Regions from separate parts of the Homo sapiens genome. Here region 1 is linked to region 2. The links are chromatin contacts, found by Hi-C or POLR2A ChIA-PET in ENCODE. All regions are on one chromosome and are shown on one strand. The core of a region is the stretch at or near the end of the contact, and the rest is flanking DNA. Distances in the headings are between cores, read along the strand shown.

Region 1 (2,700 bases), core at 84-2,583, 510 kb before region 2:
CCTAGCTCCAACACTGCAGAACAGAGCACAGAGTCTGGAGCTGAAACAATAATTTCATAAATTACATGTTGGGATTTTTGAAAAATCAATCTCCATCACTACCCTAAGGAGAGGGTATTGATTCTATACACAGAAAGATCCCCAGAACGAGAAGGCCGATGCATCAAGATTCCTCAGACAGATGGAAATAGGCCAATAGAAAAGGTGGCCGATAGAAAATAGATAGAAATAGGCCGATAGAAAAGGTTTGCTGAGGACCGGGCACAATGGCTCACACCTGTAATCCCAGCACTTTGGGAGGCCAAGGTGGCCGTATCACAAGGTCAGGAGATCAAGACCATCCTGGCCAACACGGTGAAACCCTGTCTCTACTAAAAAAAAAAAAAATACAAAAAATTAGTATGTGGTGACACACACCTGTAATCCCAGCTACTTGGGAGGCTGAGGCAGGAGAATAGATTGAACCCAGGAGGCGGAGGCTGCAGTGAGCTGAGATCGTGCCACTGTACTCCAGCCTGGGCAACAGAGATTCCGTCTCAAAAAAAAAAAGAAAGAAAGAAACAAACAAAAGAAAAGGTCTGCGGAGTACACACACCCCAGGAGTGCTGGCTTTCTCAGCGAGGCACAGTTCTCATCAATTAATGAACTGTCATTCTTAGCAGTATCTTACAATTCTGATGCATGTAAACCCCAATCCCCCATTGATAACTCCTAGATGGAACTAATAACATTGAGTTTCCAAACCTATAAAACCAAGAGTGATGCCTTAGACCCATGATCATTCTCTCTCTCAAAGCTAAGTCTGAGATAGCCCAAGGGTCTCTCTCTTACTTTAACTCATATTTAATTACCTGTGATTTACACACTAGAAAATAAGATCTTTTGAAGAAAATAATAAGCTTCAACTATTTCTGCAAACGTGTTACACATACACAACCGCACAGAAAAACACAGATAGAAACCTTCAACTTCTTCCTGGATCAACTTACCACATTCCTAAGTTCTGACCAGCTTATTTGCCAACAGAAAATTCGAGTCCAGGAACTTTGGGAACCTCAGAAGCACCAGCCCTCCCCACCCCTCCTTCCCTTCCCATTCTTCACCTCCACACACACAACCGTTATTTCTCCTAAGAGTTAACTACAGAGACAGCAGGACACCAGTTCTGGTAGCAGGTCCACCACCTTCACACGGCATTTGCAGAGGCTGTGGAGGGGCAGCAGGCTCTGCTGTGTGCAATGCTTCATATCACCCACCCACCCCACTTCAGACTGGAAGACACGGTTATGTTTATTTTCCCCCAGAAGATAAGTGACTCACAGGCAGTTTGACAACAAATGTCAAGGTCCTTCAACCACAGAAAGTTCCCAGCATTTCCAATCAGTTGGGACATAATCCAGAAGAGGTTGCCTGGGATTATTTTTCCTTGGAAATTACATTCATTCTATCTTGGTGACAGACACCCACATATGGGGTCAAACTTTCCCTCATCCAAAAAAAAGATGATAATCAAAATCACAAGATACCACTTCATATCCATTAGGATGGCTACTATCAAACAACAGAAAATAACAAGTATTGGTGAGGATGTGGAGAAACTGGAACCCTTGTGTACAGTTGGTGGGAATGTAAAATTGGTGTAGTCACTGTGGAAAGCAGTATGGAGGTTCCTCAGTATATTAAAAAACAGAACTCCCATATGATCCAGCAGTTCCACCAGGTGTACTCCCAAAAGAATGAAAAGCAGGGTCTCGAAGGGAAATGTGCACACCTGTGTTCACAGTAGGATGAATAGCAAATGTGTTGCACGTGTTAGCAGCGTAATGTATAAACACAACGTTGTATGTCCATAGAATGAACTATTACCCAGCTTTAAAAAGAAAGGAAATCCTGTCACATGCTACATGGATAAACCTTGTAGGTATTATGCTAAGTGAAATAAGCCAATTCAAAAGGATAAATACTGAATGACTCCACTTACATGAGCTACCTAGAAGAGTCAAATTCACAGAGACAGAAGGTAGAACCCTGGCCGCCAGTGGCTGCAGGGAGGGAGAATGGAGAGTTACTGTTTTTTGGGTACAGAGTATCAGTTTTGCTAGATGAAAAGAGTTCTAAAGACGGATGGTGGTAACAATGTGAACACAATGTCACTGAACTGTTCACTTAGAAATGGTTATGGGCACTGCGGCTCACACCTGTAATCCCAGCACTTTGGGAGGCCGAGGTGGGCACATCACTTGAGGTCAAGACCAGCCTGGCCAACATGGCGAAACCCCATCTCCACTAAAAACACACACACACACACGCAAAAAACAGCCGGGCATGGTGGTGTGCACCTGTAGTCCCAGCTACTCAGGAGGCTAAGGCAGAAGAATCGCTTGAACCCGGGAGGCGGAGGTTGCTGTGAGGCGAGATCACACCATTGCACTCCATCCTGGGCCACAGAGCGACTCCATCTCAAAAAAAAAAAAAAAGAAAGAAAGAAATGGTTAAAATGGTCAGTTTTGTTATATGTATTTTACCATAATAAAAACTGTCGGGGGGGAAAGTTGATACATGCCACTACCTGAATGAACCTCAAAAACTATGGCAAGTGGAAGAACTCAGACACTAAAGGACACACAGTGCTTGAGTCAATTTATACGAAATATCTAGAATGGATAAATCCACAGACGCAGAAAGTACACTAGTGGTTGC
Region 2 (2,700 bases), core at 149-2,648:
ATTAACTCACAGGTTGTTCCGATGGCTCATAAATTTATGTTGGTAAAATACTTTTGCCTCCCAGAATAAAACCAGGCCAGGTGCGGTGGCTGATGCCTGTAATCCCAGAACTTTGGGAGGATTGCTTGAGGCCGTGAGTTCGAGACCAGCCTGGGCAAAATAATGAAACCCTGTCTCTACAAAAAAAAAAAAAGAAAAAAAAAATTAAAAAATAGCCAGACATGGTGGCATGTGCCTATAGTCCCAGCTACTCAGGAGTTAGAAGTGGGAGTAGCATTTGAGCCCAGAAGTTCAAGGCTGCAGTGAGCCATGATTGTGCCACTGCACTCCAGCTTGTGCAACAGAGTGAGACCCTGTCTCTAAAAATAAAATTTAGATTTAAAAAAAGAAGAATAGGCCGGGCGTGGTGGCTCATGCCCGTAAACCCAGCACTTTGGGAGGCTGACTCAGGTGGATCGCCTGAGGTCAGGAGTTCGAGACCAGCCCAGCCATCATGGTGAAACCCTGTCTCTACTAAAAATACAAAAATTAGCTGGGCATGGTGGCAGGCGCCTATGATCTCAGCTACTCAGGAGGCTAAGGCAGGAGAATCATCACTTGAACCTGGGAGGCAGAGGTTGCAGTGAGCCGAGATCACGCCATTGCTCTCCAGCCCAGGCGACAAGAGTGCAACTCCAACTGAAAAAATAATAATAAATAAAACCATAGGTAAGTATAATGAGGGACAAGATACTGTAATTTCTGCTCAAGCTAAGAAGAAAAAGGTAAAGCAATTTGGGGAGATATCAAGCTATAAGTAAATGCCCAGAAACATAGTGTGCTGTACATGTAGTAATCTACTTCATGATCATTACCTTTGTTAAGGGCTCATTATATAAAGGCATAACAGAGAAATCAAAAACAAACAAACAAACCCCATCTCCCAAAAGACAGAAAACTGTCTCCTTAATTAGAAGCATTTCTCTTTAATTATAAACTTTTTTGAATCCTCAAAAAAAAAGTTCATGGATTTTGGTACTATTGAGAACCTGTCACAACCAAAGTTCAGCTCACTCTTCAGAGAGCCCTCTTTATTTCTTATCTTCCTCTCTTTCTCAGCCATTTCCCACATTGTTTTCAAGCTGTATGTCTTTTCTTTCCTGGCTGAGTTCCCAAGTCGTGATCATCGCTTAGTGTCTGACTTGAGACTCTGTTAGGGGTGGGGTCCTGCTGCCTGAAGCACAAAGCATGGCAGGGTCGGGTTCTGGCGTGTGGTTCCCAGCAAGGGCGCTGAAGACAGGCAGCTCTTCCCTGGCATTCTGCCCTAGCACAGAGTGCGCCATAGATCCCATGAATGGCTGTCCTGTGAACAATGAGAGGACAGAAGGGAGCTGTGCAGGCTTCCTTCCAGCTGCAGACGCCAAAGCATACAGAGGGCCTGCTGACTGCAGCTGGGGAGTCCTGAAATGGCCTTGCATTTATGTGAAGTGCTCATCCAAGCTGCGATCCATAACAGGGCCATTATAAGGACACCTGAGATTCTCTCATTTACTGCAGCACAGCCTCTTGCCAGTGTCTCTCATCCCGCTCTGCTGAGCTCTGAGCAATATTTAAATGAATTGGAGGCAGGCCAGGAGTTATTTTCCCTTCCCCTTTTCTCTATTTTCTGACTTCTTCTCTCAGGGCTTTCTGTTCTCATGACACAGTTTTTACAGCCAAAGGTCAGTACATTTCTTTTCAAAAGTCCCGTAGATCCGCCTTGCTCCTGGCATCCTTTCACCTTCTTATGAATGATGAAGGTGAAATAGAAAAGGTGAACCTTTGGAGAAGGAGGAAACACAATTTCTCCCCTGCGCTGCCAGACACTTCCTTTCATTTCTTTGCTGCCACACCGTGGCAGCAGATTTGCCCTTAGATTACAATCAATGTGAAGCTAAAACAAAGCTATAGTCAAATGCTAATAGATTCTTGGGCTCTGGGACATTTTCAGAGGGAGGGTGGGAGTAGACACAAGAAGAAATCAGGGTCTGGGCATGGTGGCTCACGCCTGTAATCCTAGGAATTTGGGAGGCCGAGGCGGGCGGATCACCTGAGGTCAGGGGTTCGAGACCAGCCTGGGCAACATGGCGAAACCCCACCTCCACTAAAAAAGTACAAAAATTAGCCAGGCATGGTGGTGCATGCCTGTAATCCCAGCTACTTGGGAGGCTGAGACAGAAGAATCGCTTGAAAACCCAGGAGGCGAAGGTTGCAGTGAGCTGAGATTATGCCACTGCACTCCAGCCTGGGTAACAGAGTGAGACTGAAGAAAGAGAAAGAAAGAAAAAGAAAAAGAGAAAGAAAGAAAAAAAGAAAGAAAGAAAGAAAGAAAGAAAGAGAGAAAGAGAAAAAGAGGGAGGGAGGGAAGGAAGGAAGCGAAGGAAGGACGGAAGGAAAAGAAAGAGGAAGGAAGGAAGGGAGGAAGGGAGGAAGGAAAGAGAAAGAAAAAGAAAAAAAGAAAGAAAGAGAAAGAAAGAAAAAAGAAAGAAAAGAGAAGAAAGGAAGGAAGGAGAAAAAGAAATCAGGGAATAATAAAAACTACCACTTGTAAAAATATATATTGTGTGCCAGGCATTGTGCTAGATACCAGAGATTCATTGATCAGTTAGGTAGAGGTGGTGTTCACCTGATAACTCCATTTTTCAGTGAATAGATGCCTTGCTCATAGTGGGGACTCAACAT

The links. Hi-C counts contacts between places; a loop is a spot of excess contacts on that map. ChIA-PET counts read pairs that join two places held with the same protein, here RNA polymerase II (POLR2A). Pooled maps may share reads with other maps.
Region 1: a loop to region 2 is called in a map of MCF 10A, with 2.4 times the contacts of the local background. The contact joins two enhancer-like sites. A Hi-C loop is called at or near these places in 1 of 168 maps with a recorded cell type or tissue (MCF 10A) and 1 of 50 pooled maps. POLR2A ChIA-PET finds 5 or more read pairs at or near these places in 1 of 52 experiments (HEK293).

The regions. Positions count from the first base shown.
Region 1 is chr1:230,088,929-230,091,628 of GRCh38, reverse strand. The region is part of intron 1 of GALNT2 (polypeptide N-acetylgalactosaminyltransferase 2); the gene reads right to left. Among named protein-coding and RNA genes, the nearest start is that of GALNT2, 23 kb to the right of the region's middle. Within about 2 kb of position 1,333, at least 3 of the 41 ENCODE cell types and tissues checked have a DNase peak (open chromatin) inside an H3K27ac peak, as active enhancers do.
Region 2 is chr1:229,578,074-229,580,773 of GRCh38, reverse strand. No RefSeq gene overlaps it. Among named protein-coding and RNA genes, the nearest start is that of ABCB10, 21 kb to the right of the region's middle. Within about 2 kb of position 1,398, at least 16 of the 41 ENCODE cell types and tissues checked have a DNase peak (open chromatin) inside an H3K27ac peak, as active enhancers do.